Regions from separate parts of the Homo sapiens genome. Here region 2 is linked to region 1. A link is a loop called in an ENCODE intact Hi-C map of the cell type or tissue named here. Cell type or tissue: heart right ventricle. All regions are shown on one strand.

Region 1 (8,000 bases):
CATGCCCAGGCCCACTTCCTAGACCCCCAGGCCCTGCTATTTCCTTCCAGGAGTGAGGAAAACTCAGAGGACGGAGGAAAGGGAGACAGGAGGTTGGACAGGCACCCTCTCTGCTCCAGTTCTGTCCTCCCAGCAGGCCCTGTGAGTTGACTTTTATCCTCCCGCTGCTGCCGTCCCCTCTGACTCCTGCTTCACCAGCCCTGCCCCCTCTGTATCACTTAAGTGAACAAGCACTGCTTGGTGTAGCCCTGGATGGGGGGAGAGCACCCTGGGTGAGGAGGTAGGAGGACTGAGTTCAAATCTTGCCTTCTTTTGCTGCTCCCTGGCTGTGGGAGTTTAGACAAGTCACTTTTGCTCTTGGAACCTTAGGGTACTCATCTGTAAAAAGGGGTGCTGTTGCCCACCTCGAAGGCCTGGCGTGAGAATTTGCAGCGATATATGCACAAGTGAAGTAATCTCAAAACTGCTGTTACTACTATTCCACCTGGTGATGACTATTCCACCTAGTCAGGGGCTGAGGTCTGGCCAAGGGCCTGGGAGATCCCAGCCCTGAATTTGCTTATCAGTATGTGCTAAAAATAAGTATTTTTCTCATTTCCATAGCTTGGTCAGCAGAATACGGAGACCCTGGCAGACCCCAGAAAACCTCACCGGAGCTTGAATTGCGGACAGCCCCCGTGGATTCCGCTTACCGGGAGCAATTTAAGAGGCAAACAAAACATGAAAAACTACTCAGAATTAACAATGGGCCAGATGGTAATGCTAGTTTGCAGCAATAAAACATGATAAATAGCTTCCTGCTGCTACTCCTGATCAATTTCAATATTTAATAATTCCACTGCCACTCCCACCCCCTCATCTGGCCCCCTCCGTGGGATCCTGGATGACTCCCCACATTCAGCTCACAGAGCAAACACTTCTTTGCTTTCTGAAGGTGTCAGCAGAAAGTGCCGCTGCTCGATTGTCACATGAGCACTCTCAGTCCTCGAAATGATAATTAATCTGCCTACTTCTCCTGAAGACGCTCCATCTCACGCCTCTCCTGGTTGCCAGGGAGGGCTGTAAGGGAGCTGCCAACTGCAGAGATGCGATAGAGGCACTCATCTTGTTGATTCAATGACTGCTGCTATTTCCTGGGTTTTGCTTTTGACTTAAAGAAAGGGGAGCTGCAGGGAGCTCGGTGGTCATCTCACTCTAGGACCAGTGAGTAGGAGAAGGCAACCTGGAACGGGCTCGGGTGGATTGGTGTTTGAACCTTATCCACCAGCCATGCCTCTCTAGGCCTCAGTTTCCTCCTCTGCACAATGGAGATAATCATATCTACCTCTAGGAGAATTCTAGCCGGTGCTGCACATGTAAAGTGCCTGCAGAGTGCTTGGCATATAAGAATTGGCCAAGAACTGGCAGCCAGGAGCATCACTACTAAACACAAAGCCAAACAGCAAATGATGTCTGAGCGCCAGTGCCCTGCAGGAAGGACCGGCTGCATCTCTGTAGTTGGGAAGTTTCTGGCCCACATGGGTGTAGGGCAGGATTGGCTAGGGGTGCAACAGCTGCCAGGCAGACTGCCCCCAGGATTCTCCCCAAGGGGTGTCCACTAATAAGATAAACTGCCTCGCACCATCAGCGAGGACTCCAAAGACCTCAGAGCCACCCTGGAGAGCAGGGATTGTTGGCGCCATTTTACAGATGAGGAACTGGAGATAAGGAGGTGGAATGACTTTTCAAGCTGACATGGGCAGGAAATGGCATAATCAATTCTAATCTGGATCTCCCAACCTGACTTCATGTCCTCTCCACAGACTCACAGGAGCAAGCTGCCCCACTCCTCACGACCCGGTGCCTCCCTTCTGTGCGTCCCTTTTGGAGGGAGGCAGCCAGAAGAGGGCGTGGCGTGGGTGCCAGGGTGCTGCGGGCTCACAGTTCCTGTGTGATCTGTGTCACCTGAGCTGCAGTTTACTCGTCTGTGAAATGAGACTCATAATGCCTACTGCACTGGTTTACCGGGACATTTAATGAGGAAATATGCATGAAAGGACCTTGAAGTTTTGTGATGAGCTGTACAAATATCAGTTATGGTTATTATAATTTTTTTAGAAAAACACCCTCTGGGCTGGGCGCAGTGGCTCACGCCTGTAATCTCAGCACTTTGGGAAGTCAAGACAGGCGGATCACTTGAGCTCAGGAGTTCAAGACCAGCCTGGCCAACATGATGAAACCCTGTCTCTACTGAAAAAAAAAAAAAAATACAAAATTAGCCGGGCATGGTGGCTTGCACCTGTAATCCCAGATACTTGGGAGGCTGAGGCAGGATAACTGCTTGAACCTGGGAGGCAGAGGTTGCAGTGAGCTGAGATCGTGCCACTGCAACCACTCCAGCCTGGGCAACAGAGTGAGACTCCGTCTCAAAGACAAACAAAAAACAAAAGAGAGAGAGAGAAACACCCTCTGTGAGAAAAAAGATAGGAAACTCATCCACCTAAAGGTGGGTTCTTCTCACAGAACCCTTCACCACAGAACCTAGAGGATCAAGATCAAATTTTCTTGTGTGGCATTCAAGGCTTTGACAGCTCCCATAACCCCATCTCTACCCCTTCTCACATCCCTTTTTGCTCCAGCCCATCTGGGCTACTTGGTATGGTCTAAGCTCAACAGCCTCACCTGTGTCCAGGCCACGGCCAGGCAATAGCCCTGCCAGAGTGTCTGTCCCAGCCCTGTTCACCAGCTGATCCCGTACACCCTTCTCCTGAAGTCTTCCTTGGCCCTCCCTGGATGAGGAGCTCCTCCGCTGAGTTCCCGGATAGCTTCTCTGAGCTTCTCTCCCTCCGAGCCAGGCATCCTACTACCTAGCATCATTTTCTCATCTGCCTCCCAATGCTACAGTGAATTCTTTCAGGACGAGAACCAAGCACTATACCCTCCAGCCCACCCAAGGCTGGGCCCAGCATCTGCTCAGGAAATGTGTGTGAGGGGTGAACAAATGAATGAATAACTGAGTGTTCCCAGTATGGATGGAATCTGAGCCTTAAGCAAAGGCAAGGAATGCTAACGGTGGTATGAGAATTCGGTAGCAGACAGTGCTCCAGCATTTAAATTCAGCTCAATCCCTGGGATTATGTCTAGATCTGATGGCATCATCTTCTTCCCCCATCTGAACCCTTGACAAGAAGGAACAGAAAATATACCACCCATGCCTGTCAGGACCCCCACAGGCCATGGCAGAGGCATTTGTCAAATACCTGAGTCCCGCTGGTCCAGGGTCATGGAGTTCCACCTCCGTGTGATGTCAATGTAGAGGATGTCCACGGCAGCCATGGACAGGCTGCTGCTGCTGAGTTTGCAGCTCCTGCCAACAATGGGAAGTGACATGTCACTGCCAGCCTGAAACCTGTCCTGTCTATCTCTCCTCCACTCCTGTTAGGGACTGAATGTTTGTCCTCCCCAAATCCATAGGTTGAAATCCTATCCCTCCAATGTGATGGTGTTAGGAGGTGGGGCCTCTGACAGGTGATTAGGTCGTGAGGGTGGAGCCCTTGGGAATGGGAATAGTGCTCTTCTAGGAAGAGACACTAGAGAGCCTGCCTCCTCTCTACTCTCCACCATGTGAACATAGAAGAAGGCAGCCGTCTGCAAACCAGGAATTGGGTCCTCACCAGACATCAGATCTACCAGCACCTTGATCTTGGTCTTCCCAGCCTCCAGAACCATGAGAAGTAAATGTTTGTTGTTTAAGCCACTGAGGCTGTGGCATTTTTGTTCTAGCAGCCTGAACCGACTGACATTGTTTTTGTTTGGATTGTGTTCTGGGTCTGGAATGTCCTCCCTTACCACAGCTGGAACTACCGCAGGGTGACTGGCATGGAGCCATGGTAGAGAAGGCAGTGATGTAAGTGAGGTTAGATCCTCAGGTTCCTGTAAGTTCAGCCATTTGGTTAGTTATGGGTCTAACAGGCTGGAAAGAGCAAGAACTTTAGAAAAGCAAGGCAAGTGTTTTTTTTTTTTTTTTTGGATACAGAGTCTTGCTCTGTCATCCAGGCTGGAGTGCAGTATTGTAATCTCGGCTCACTGCAACCTCTGCCTCCTGGGTTCAAGCAGTTCTCCCTACGTCTGTCCCCTGAGTAGCTGGGATTACAGGTACCCAGCTAATTTTTATATTTTTAGTAGAGACGGAGTTTCACCATGTTGGCCAGGCTGGTCTTGAACTCCTGATCTCAGGTGATCCGCCCGCCTCGGCCTCCCCAAGTGCTGGGATTACAGGCGTGAGCCACTGTGCCTGGCCAGGAGAGCAAGTCTTGAGTTGTAGCCTGGCTCTGCCACTTGGAAGCTGCATGGCCCTGGTTAAAACATTTCACCTTTCTGAGTCTCGGTGTCCTCATCTATAAAACAGGTGGTCTTTATTATAGTCATTGTGTGTCAGCCTGACCTTGCACAGCAATGTGGGTCCCTGCTTGCTCTAAAAGAGAACAAACTCCACATGTCAAGAAATACCACCAGCAACGTGTCCTCATCTTCCTATCTCTTAGTCTCCAGAAGGAGGAGGGGAAGCTAGGCCCTCGGCACTGCCCTCTCCTGGAGTGTCCAGGCAGCTGACGGTGTCATGCTCAGATGACCCAAGGATGACAGCATGTCAACAGTACAGGCTGAAGCCATCACTACTGTCCAGAAGCAATTTCCCACTGGAAATGCTCACCAGATGAGTCCCTGAGGACAAATCTATGGACAAGGGCTCAAGGCTTCTGTACTTTACCCATCTCAATCTGTCACCTGAAGATTCTACATAAGCCCTGAATCAGCCACACTAAGCCCCAGATTTATAAAGCAGAACAGCACAGGCTGGGTCCTTGCTGCTCTGTGTGGGCTGACACAGAATTGCTGGGGAGGTTCCTTGTTCCTGACTTTAGGGGAGTCACCTGGAATTGACAGGAGGATTGTGGGGGACGGGCCTCTGAGCTTTGGATGCTCCACTTGTTTAGGTGCAGGGAGGCCACAGTAACCAGGTTTTCAGTCTGATGTCAGCATTGGTGCTCCCTGTCCATGCCACAGCAGGGGTGTTTAGAATCCTCCTACCCCTCCCCAGCTTTTTTTTTTTTTGGTCTGGAAATGTGGAGGGGAGGGCAGTCTGGTATGCCAAAAAGAGCATGATTTAGGCATCAGACAGATTAGGATTTAAATCCTGACTGGAATCTTTTCTAGCTGTGTGACTGTGGGGAATTTACTTAAACCTTCTGTGCTTTTATTTCTTGGGCTCTAAAATGAAGATGATAATACCTGCCCACATGGTTGTGAGTACATGCCAAGAACCCAGCATGGTGCCTGTCACCTGGTAGGCCCACAGCAATTGTGAGTTCCCTTCCCCAACTCTCTCCCCCTTTTCCCTTTTCTTCCTCTAGATCTAGAGCCATCTCACCCCAGAGGCTGCCTGGAGCCCAACCTTTCAGTGAGTGACCCTGCCCGTTCTGGAGAAATGGAGTACACCAGTTGGAATATCTGTGTACAGGGCTTGGGCTCTCTCTTCAGACTGGAAGCAGCCCTTGGCTTGTCCAGGTGCACCCCTGTCCTGGACAGGATCGTGCTGGGAGGCCTGTCCCAAGGCAGGCTAGATTTGTCCAGGGAATCCTGAAAGCTAGGCCTCTGGGCCAGCTGTCAGGTTGGCTGAACTACATTCAATGCCGCTTTCAACTTTTCAAACGAATCCACATCCACTGCCTCAGCTAATGGTGAAGTGGCTCTTTGATTTCCCATTTGCCATTATCCCTTGTGTGAATAGCTCTGTTAGGGACCGGACAGGGGAGGGGTTGATTGGCAAGCAGGGTTTGGGCATCAGAGGCCCCTCTCCAAACCCAAGCGCACCCCTAATGACAGTGGCTGGGCATGTGCCCCGCATGGTGCCCAGACGAGCCTGGTGCTCCTTGTATGCCAGCACACTTTCTTGCCCCCTTCCTCCCTCCTCCCTTTCTTTCTTCCCGCCTGTATTTCCCAGGCCATCAATGCACATCCTGCTTCCTCCTGGGCTCCTGCTCCGTATTTCAATCACGAGTCGCGGTGGCAGACTTCAAAGCACATCAGCACACGGTTATTGAGCCCCAGTAACCACATGTCAATGGACGCGGAGGTTTTCACGTCACTTGTCACCAAGACGGCTATCTACTGGGTTCTGTGGGGGAGGATGGTCCAGTCTCTCCCAGGGTATTCGAACAGCCTGCATTGCTAATTTACAAAGCTTCATTAGGAACAGCCACAGTGTCCTTTAATTATCATATCAGTGTCCTCTGGGCTACCTGCTCTTCCACAAGTCAGGAGCGCTGCCTAGCTTGCTCTGTGGGTTAATAGAGTATTAAAAGGGAAACCAAACTGACCACTGGTATATAGTCATTTTTTTTCTGACAGGTAGAAAATAGAAGTGTCAAACCTTTAGCAGGAGCCGTAATTTACCAAAGAAATTCTCCGTTTATTCCCTTTCCAAGGTAACTCTTCCTCCCTAGTGATGCCTGCAAATATAGTTGATTGCAGCATCTGCTACTGGGACAGAGGAGGGATCCATGCTGGCTGCGGTAGGCAGGAAATGCAAATGCCTTAAAAGAATCTTGATTCTGTAGGCATTTCTTGGGCACTATCTGTATGCTAGGGCTTTTCTTGCTCATCAGCTCTCTGGATTTTAACCATTCCTTGAGGGTGGTATTCCTGATCCCATTTCAATGAAGCGTATGCTGAGGCTCAAGAGATGGGACGTGACTTGCCCAACGTCACACAGCCGGAATTCACATCTAGTCCATCCTTGGAAGATAGAGTAGTGGGCTTGGGAGCTGTGGGGAGATGGCCCAGTCCAGGGCTGCAGGAGGGATTCAGGAATCAAGAAACCAGGTCTCAGGCCAGGGACCAGAAGGGTTGGAGCCTCTAAAGCACTCCTGTGGCAAGCTTTGGGATATGGGGCTGGGGCTAAGCAACCAGGGTGCTTGGATTTGCCCTGTGGTTACCAAACATTCTCAATAAACTCAAACAGGAAATGAATGACTCCAACAGTCAAGATATCAAGACTTTGGAATGAATTTTTCATCCATCTATCCACTGAATGAGAATTTATTTGTGTCCTCTCTGTGTAGGCAGTATTCTGGGCTTGGACAGCAATGAATTGCTGAATGGGCCTTGGATACCGTTCTCAGAGACTATACGTGATCTTAGAGTCTGGGGTAAAAATGTGGCTCTTAATCATTGAGAACAGTTTTCCCTTATGCCTGGGGATGCAGCTCTTCAAATGACTAATGAGTGGAAGGATAAATTCTTCAGTGGAAGAAAAGTCCAGGAAATAGAGTACCATGAGAAGCCAGAAAAGTTTCTAGGAAAGGATAGGTTAGAAATGTACATGGAAAAGATGAGCTTTGGAGTCAAATGCACATGAGTTTGAACCTTGGTTTTGCTGCGTAACCTTGTGCAGGTCATGGAAGCTCTCTGCGTCTACATTAGGAAATTTCGATTTGCACAGTAAGAAAAAGGCTGCTCACCGTACAAGGATCTTTTAAGGACTAGCTCAGTGCCTGGCACACATGGGGAAGTGGCAAATGGCAGTTCCCATCCTTCCTCTCTGATGTAGAACCAGTTTGAAGAAATAGTCTGTTTTTGTTTTTGTTTTTGTTTTCCAGAATCAAAGGAATTTGGGCACATAGGATGGGAGAGAATCACAAATCATTTAAGTTCATTAGGAGTCCAAGTATAGAAATATTTGAAATGATCATTCTCATTTCCTCTTAACAACTACTGACATCTCATGGGAAATTTAGGAACCAACTTTTTCCACTCCATAAAATCCTATTTATAGAATTTCTTTTGTGTTCATCCTTCTCTGTGCAGAAAAGAAGCTTTTTTTTTCTTCTGGAGAGGATTCTATAATGTGAAAGCTAACAAATGATCAATATTTATTTTTTAAAAACCACACTACCTAAACATCTAAGGGGGCAAGAAGACAACTCCAGTTTAAAATGTATGACTTCGAAAGGCCATTGACA
Region 2 (8,000 bases), 170 kb before region 1:
CTCACTTACAGGCTCCCAAAAGCTATGTCCTCACGTGCTCAGCTGACTTTTGCTCTGTGTAGACCCTCGAGGGAACCCAGGAAACATGGTTTTGCCTCGGGGAGGCAGGGGAGATGCCACAGGATGTACTGGAATAACTGCCACCTTCACTGCCATTTCAAACCCAGATGGCAGGCTGTCAGCATCTCTTACAGGGGTGCTCCGCAGGGAGAATCAATGAGTCACGGTGTAAGGTCTACAAGGCTCAGCCTGTCCACCTTCTCCATGGAAACTGAGGCCTGGGAAGGGCTTGTCAGAGGTCACCACCCAGCTGACAGCAGTTCAGGAGCCTGGGTTGTTTACACCATCACATGCCACCCCTCCTCATTTTGTGAGTCAGCCGAGGACCTGCAGCCACTCTGTAGGGCATTGAAGGCTCAGTGCTAGTCCTGCCCCTGCCTCTTGTAGACTGTATGACCCTGGGAGAGCCTCAGTTTCCCCTTTTGTGAAATGTGGGGGATGGACTTTGTAAGGCAGCGTACAGTTCAGGCATAAATAGGTGCTTAAATGTTCTGGTGCAGTAGCTAAGAGAATGGGCTCTAGAGAGTTCCCCGACCCAGGTTTCAGGCCCTGCACAGCCTCATACCAGCTTTGTGGCTTGCTCAGGAGTGGAACTTTTCTGCCTATCTGGGACAACTCCCTCCCTCCTATAGGGAGAGTTGGGGGGTAGGGGAGTGGCTCTCCAGGACCACACAGTGCTACGAGGCTGGCATGTGCCCTGCAAGTTATAGGGGGCCCTGAATGAGGATGGGGGAAGGGGCCTGGGAGTAGATGACCAGAGAGGCTTCCTGTGCATCTGTGGCCATCAGCTCTCAGGCTCCTGAGATTCAAACCCAGGTCTGTCTGCTCTGTGCCAGTAGTGTCTCCTGGAAGGGAAGGAGGGAAGGGTGGCAGGCAGCAAGCTGGGGCCCTGGATCTGCATAGACCAATGGTCAGACTGGGTCTGGGGGCTTTGCATGTGCCCACCCAGCTTCCCCAGGCCCTGGACCCCTTAGCAGCAACAGCATGCTGTTCTTTCTCTCCTGCCACTCCATGGCAGAGGAGCCGTGGTTTGATTTGGGAGGCAAAGAGCTGATGACTCTTCCTGGTCTCCCCACGAGCTCCTTAGCCTGCTCCCTTCCCCAGCCCCAAACTTCCCTGTTGCGGGCTGGGTCCTTCCTCCCTCCCTCCTTCCTCTGCCCCCACCCCCCTCCCATCAACCTTGAGGATGGCTGGCAGGCCTGGGGTGTGGGAGGTGGCAGAGGCTCAGGGAAACTTGACAGCCAATTGATTCCTCCTCGGGAAGTTGAAAGTGGAGAGTCGTGTTTGAAGGTTTAGCTGAAATTAGGTCTCAGGGCTATTTTTTGCGAGATGGAGAAGGAGAAGTGTCAGGGAGGGGAAGGCCCAGGGGTCTGGCAGAAACTGCAGATAAACTCAACATTGGGTTGATTATGGATGCTTCTAGGAGCAGGTCTTTGGTTTCTTTCAACAACTCACTTTTATTGGTGCTTGGTTGTGCACACCCTGCATAGGATGCTGTGACAGAACAAGGAACAGTTATCTCTGGCCAGGAAGGACAGGGAAGAATTCTTAAAGAAGGGACTCTTGGGGCTGGGCTTTGAGGAGTGTATAGGAGTTCGTCAGGAACCAAGGGAGAAGAGTATTTCAGTTAGTGAAGTGAATAGAAGGAAACAAGCTAATGGCCCTGTGTGATTGGAGTGCTGGATGGGTTCAGGGCCTGGAGAGAAGAGTGAGAGACCTTGGTGGGTGAGCTAAAGCCTTTGGACTTTCCCCTGCAGGATACAAGAACCACAGTGGATGATGGCTGTGAGTGGAGCTAGCAGTAGACCTCTGAGCTGTGGACCTCAGGTTTTCCAGCTGCTCACCCCTTTTCTCACTCCTGTAGCCTCCCTGCACCCTCCCCATGTTTCAGCTGTCTTTCTGTCACACAAACTCAAGAAACAGGCATGTGAACACAAACATGCAAGCTAGTGGGTGACCCTCCCGCCCATGTCACCATGGAAAGGCTGTTGGAAATTAACTGGTTCAACCCTTCCCTATACAGAGGAGGGACTGAGAATCATAGACGGGAGGGTCCTTTCCTGAGGTCACACAGCATGTCTAGGGTAGGGCCTGGAGTTGAGCCCAGGTCTCTGTCCCTCTCCCCCGCATCCAGTGGTCCTCACCCCTTACTCCTTCCTGTCCTCTCCTCCCAGCACCTGGATATCAGCCACCCCGTCTGAGCTGAGCCCTTCTCCCAGCCCCCATCACATTTCCTGGGAGGAATGGGTGTTCTTTGGTCCAACTGCCCTCGGAGCCCCACGACAGCTCCTTCCCGCTCATCTGCACACTGCCCCCTCCTGGCCACCAGGCCCCAGCCCCAGCTGTAGAGGGACCCGAAGTTTGGGCTGCGGGCTGCCTGAAGGAGGAATGCATGACTTCAGGTCCAGGAGGGGGCATTCTCTGCTCCCTGCAGAGCCGGCCCCGCTGCCCCCCATTTGTGCCCCTTCCAAGCTACGGAGGCTCCGGGTGGCTGTTGGGGTGGGGAACAGAAAAGCCAGCCAGGCTCACAGATCAGACAAGCCAGATCTGTCCCAGGGTATATGGGGAAACTGAGGCCTGGAGAGGAGCAGCTTGCCCAGGATACTTGCTGGGGCTCCCTCCACTGGCCCAGGCTGCTGTGGGTCCATCTCAGATGGTCGTTCACTTGGGACATATTTATGTTTGTGGCCCATCAACCAGTGGAGGGATGTCAGCCACGTGGTCCTGGCTGTAACAGGGCGGTAGTGCTGGACCCCTGGGTGGGGTCCCACCATGGGCGCCCCAGTTTTCTCCTTGAAGTATGAGGAATTTGCTTAGTTCTGCTCTGTGAGTCAGTCTCCTGACCCAGCATCCGGCGTGTATTCAGCGGATGGGCGGGGTGGTGGAAGAGCAAACCCTGCCCCCTCCGCCCCCTCCACCCTCACTCCCTCCATCCCTGCCCTTCACGGAGGCTGATTGGTATTAAACTATTCAAACCCAAAAGGAACATTACCGTCATTTTGGTCTGTGTCTGCCTTCCGCGGGGGGCATCCCCCTTTTCTGCAGAGGGAGTGTTGGAAGGTGGGACTCAGGAGTTGTCCGGGGTGGCCAGGGTGGGGCAAGGATGTTCTTCGGGGCAGGAGTCTGGGGACAGGGGGTCTTGGAGCCTCCTGAATCCAAGACCAGGCTAGTCTGAGGCCTGGGACAGAGGTGGGACTGCTGCAGTATTGGTAGGGTTGGGAGGCTGTCGCCCCACCCCATTAATACACAGGAAGGTGGTTTCATCAGCTCCATTTTACAGTTGAGGATCCCAGGCTTAGGGAGGAGAGAGGCCTGGCCTCAGCAGGTCTCCAGCTGGTGGGTGGTAGGGGCAGGAGCCCAGCTCTCGTCTGCGAGCCTTGCTGCGGTGTGAACGAACTTACTTTCTTCTCTCCTTTTGCCTTTCTTTATTCTTTCTTTCGATAAATTTGCCATCATCACCAACTATGTGTCAGGGCCTATGCCAGTCATTGAGGATACAAAGAGGATGAAAACGTAGTTGCTACCTGCAGAAATACAGAAGGGCCAGCCGGGGCTTGGTGAAGTAATTTCCAGGCAGGTGAAGGGGAAAGGACATTCCAGGCAAAGGCCAGGACATGGGAAACAGCATGAGCAAATGACAGCAGGAACTGAGCGCAGTTTGGGGGCTGAAATGTGAGGAAGTGGCTGGAATGGAAGCGACAAGAGATCCACGGCAGTGAACAGAGCAGATGGGATCTAAGGCCATATTAACAGGAGTATGAGGTCCTCAGCAAGGGAGGTGAGGTGGGCCAGAGTAGGCCAGAGCAGACATGGAGTGCAGCATACTTGACCAGGCTAGGAGAGTCTGGAGCTCCTTCAGTGGGCAGAGACCAAGACTGGGTGGGGATCCAGCATGGGGTTGGGGGGACAAGCAAATTGCTTTTCTCAAGCAGGTTCTCAGGAGCCTGTTCCAACCCCCCCAACATCTGTGCTCAGAATGCCCTTGGGCAGGGGTAGGGGGAAGAGCCCACTTCAAGGATCCCTGGAATCTTCTGCCTCATCCTGGCAAGTGGCAGCTGGCTTGGGCAGTGTGAGTGAGGAGGATGGAAGTGAAGGGAACAAGCCAGCCTCTGTACCCCCTCCTCTTCCTGCCCTGGGGACTTCCAAATACATCAGAAGGCCATCCCTGTAAATTCCATTTCCCCAGCCCTGCACTTAAGCCTGTTGGGCAGCATGGAATCAGATGAACTGGTTCCCGTTAAGGTGTAAAGGCCACCACCCCAGTCCCTGCCAGGTTCAGTAACTGGCGAGTGGAATGCTCTCTGTGGGGGCCTTTCTTCCTCTCTTCACACCCACTCAGGGTCTTGGGGTACAGTGCTGGCCTCTCCCAGGGATAGTCCCCCCAACCCAGGGATGAAGCAGGATTAGAATCTTGGCCACTGCTCCCTTCTGTAGGATGGCTCAGGCAAGTTGCCCCACTCTCTTTCCCTGTCTGTAAATGGGCAGGAACCCCTCCCCACAGAGTGGCTGTGAGGGCTCAGTGCCTGGCACAAGGCAGCATTCCCCACACCTGTTCCCTTTGCTTGTGTGAGGGGTGCACCTCCACCCCACATTTCCTCCAGAGCCCCAGGTAACTGGGCAGACCCCTCCCACTTCCATACCCTTCCGTCACGGCCCCAAAGCAACATCACCCCTGACTGAACTTCTAGGGCTCAGCCCTGGCAGTAGAAGGTGGAGAGGGGCTGGAGGGGTTCCTAGGGGACCAGAGACCAAGTTCTTAGGTGGTGAGTTCAGATGGAGATGGAGGTGTCTGCGCAGGGTGGTTTCCTGCCAGTTGGGGGCAGCAGAGGGTAGCAAGTGGACTTCTGGGTGGCTCCTCCCAGTGAGTGTTGAAGTCCCAGGGGTTTGTGTGTCAGGGGCCACAGGGAGCTGGCCCAACAAGGTGTTAGCTGGCTAAACAAGGTGTAGAACATACTGCTGGGGGCTGGGAGCAGCTCAGATCCGGGAGCACCTGTCAATGGCTGGGCCTGGCATGACTGGCTGTGCCAGCTGGGCCTAGGTTGACCAGAAAGCCAGGGGTTCTGAAAGGGGACCCTGGTCAGGGACACTGGATGGAACAAGGTCTGGGGCTGGGACAGCTGTCCACCAAGAGAAAGGGCACAGGGTGAGGTGGACCAGCATGTGATCTGTCAGGCAGGGCTGCTGCACTGTGGTCACCAGGCTGGGGCCAACAGACACTCAGTCACTGCCACCCTTTGATGGGTTATAGGCACCTGTTCCACCTACCACTGCTTTGAGAGGGGGTAAGGCGGGCATTGTGGGAGAGGCAGGGTGGTGGTCAGAGCTTGCACTCCAAGTCCCACTGGCCTGGGTTCGAATCCCAGCTCTACCACCTCTGCTGTCTGTACGATGGGGGATTTTGAATCCTGTTCTGCATAGTACTCTGAGTCAGGCCCTGTGCTGAGCACTTTCTAAGTATTGTCTCATTTAATCCTTACAACTCGAGGCTCAGATAACACAAATCTCACTCATAGAAGGTGACAAAATCAAGGCAGATGGGGAGTGAAGAGATAGCTGAGGGTGGCTCCTCTCATGGGCCTGGATCTTGAAGTTCTCACAGCGCCTGGACCATAGCATGCAGCCCAGTCTTTGCTAGTCAGTGCTGTTTTTCTCTTCATCTTACGGACGAGGATGTTGAGGCCCAGAGAGGGGAGGTGCATTGTCCTGGGCCACACGGCTTGCAGGGACAGAGCTGAGATTTGGACCCAGGCCTCCCCATCTCTCTGCCTTATCTTGTCCTGCCCCTACTTTGAGCAGGCCTGGCCCTAGGGGTCAGACACCCCTGGGATAGGAGAGAACTGCTCTCCTCTTGTCATCCTGCCCTGTGGCCCTGCAGGTCCTCCCCTTTCCTGGGAGGTGGGGGAGCCTGCATGTCAGGGGCAAGGCTCAGACGCCTTCATTTTCCCACCTCCTCATGCTACAAAAATGAAACGATCAAGTGGTATTTTGGTGGGATTACAGACATAATTATATCTGAGTTGTCAAGCGGCAATTGTTGTTTCCAAAGCCAGGAGGCCCTCTGTGGAGGTGGCAGCAGTGACATCTGTTTCTAACACAAGGCTCTGCATCGGGATGAGTAACTTCTCCTGTGGAATTGCTTAAAGAACGTCTAAAACGAGCTGAGCTTGTTACTCCCCTGCTCCAGCACCTTAGATGGCTCCCAGCAGGGTGGGGGATCCAGCTCCCCGGCCTGGCATTCAAGCCCCCCAGGCTGTCCCAGCTTCCACGCCTTTGTGTGGGCGGATCCTTCTACCCACAATTCCTCCCCATCTCTCTCTGTCTCCAGAGCTCACTAGTGCCATCCAGGGCTCTGTCCAGGTTGCAGAACACCCCATCTGTACACGCTCCCTCACGGACTCTGTGACTTCATGATCCATCACTTCTGTCTCTCCCACCAGACGGTGGTCACCTTCTCAAGGACAGGGACTGTTTCTGATTTGTCTGAACTCCCAGCACTGGGGCAAGGACTCACCTGTGGCAGGCTCATGAGGGGCTTGCGGAATGAAGGTGCACGAGACAGAGAGAGACAGGGAGTAAACGAATTAAATGGAGTAAGCGCAGGGTGAGCAGGGAAGAGGGTGAGCCGTGACCTCTCCACTTCTGCCAGCCCCCACACTTCTGCCAGCCCCCACACTGGGTGTCTGAGGCCAGAGTGGTCCCCTGCCTTGGGAGGACAGGTCAAGACAAGTGACCCAGCCCACCAGAGGCCAGCAAGGACACCAGCCCTTGCCTTGAAAAGTGCCGGACGTGGTGGCTCATGCCTGTAATCCCAGCATTTTGGGAGGTTGAGGTGGGTGGATCACCTGAGGTCAGGAGTTCTAGACCAGCATGGTCAACATGGTGAAACCCTGTCTCTATTAAAAACACAAAAAATTAGCCGGGCGTGGTAGCGCATGCCTGTAACCCCAGCTACTATGGAGGCTGAGGCAGGAGAATAGCTTGAACCTGGGAGGTGGAGGTTGCAGCGAGCTGAGATCGCGCCACTACACTCTAGCCTGGGTGGCAGAGTGAAATTCCATCTAAAAAAAAAAAAAAAAGAAACTGACCTTGACTCCACCCCATACCCATGGGCCTTCTGAGGCCAGGACTCCCAGGTGAACCTTGGCCCGCAGATGGTAAATCACCCAGGAGAAATAGCCTATAAAATCCTCTCCTAAAATGGTGCATTTTGTATTCTGTAGTGAAAAGGGCTTTTAAAAGCACTGCTTACTCAGGTGGATTTATGGAGTTTCCCCCACCCCTCCCTCCCACTAGTGTTTACTGGTCCTCAGTCCTGGAGCTCCCTGGGGTCCTGTTTTTTCCTTGGTGGCTCTTGGTCCAGGGAGAGAAACAAGATAGCATCTCTTTCCTGCCTTGCTGCCTTGGGGCCCCCCGGGCCAGCTGGGTGCCTGGAAGTGCAGGGGAATCCTACCCAACAGAAGCTCCCTGTGGCCCAGCGCAAACCTGAAAGTCCCACCATTAGTGCCCATTTGTCCCCGGGAGACTCCCCCCCCATGTGTTGTCACCTGCAAATGGGTCACCAGGGAGGCACAACAAAGCTGGAAAGAATTCAGAGATCAGCTAGACTAATCCCCGCATTGTACAGCAGGGAAACTGAGTCACAGAGCAGCTTAGGTGCTGGCTCAACGCCTCAGTCTGGTAATGGAATTACATGAGAGCTTTAGCTCTGGAGCAGCCTGTCTGCTGTGTTGAACCCAGCTCTGCCGCTTCCTGACCGTGCGGTGCTGTGCAAATTAGTTGCCCTTTCTGAACTTCTGTTCTCCCATCTGCACACTGGGTTGTGAGAATTAAAGAGAAGTCATGGGAAGCTCTAATACAGTGCCTGAAGCTTAGACAGGGCTTACTAAACACATCTGACTAATTCTCAGCAGCGTGTTGGAAGAGCCCTCATTAGTATTAAT

Evidence for each region. Peaks named below come from ENCODE experiments on the same cell type or tissue, not always from the same donor. Only the 100,000 strongest peaks of a DNase experiment are listed, where the experiment ranks them.
Region 2: it touches region 1 in a loop (7-fold over the local background); 32 of 110 quality-filtered maps call a loop at or near these places.

What each region holds. Positions count from the first base shown.
Region 1 is chr9:121,857,098-121,865,097 of GRCh38, forward strand. It overlaps TTLL11 (tubulin tyrosine ligase like 11), which reads right to left. Exons shown (of 9, transcript NM_001139442.2): 8 at 3,240-3,346. Among named protein-coding and RNA genes, the nearest start is that of DAB2IP, 210 kb to the left of the region's middle. In heart right ventricle, a CTCF peak has its summit at 4,571 (motif pointing left); DNase peaks (open chromatin) are centred at 3,834, 4,274, 4,564 and 6,124.
Region 2 is chr9:121,682,173-121,690,172 of GRCh38, forward strand. All of the region lies in intron 2 of DAB2IP (DAB2 interacting protein), which reads left to right. Among named protein-coding and RNA genes, the nearest start is that of DAB2IP, 35 kb to the left of the region's middle. RefSeq lists enhancers at 2,127-2,627, 4,995-5,144. In heart right ventricle, CTCF peaks have their summits at 2,385 (motif pointing left) and 4,873 (motif pointing right); a DNase peak (open chromatin) is centred at 4,869; H3K27ac peaks cover 3,850 bases.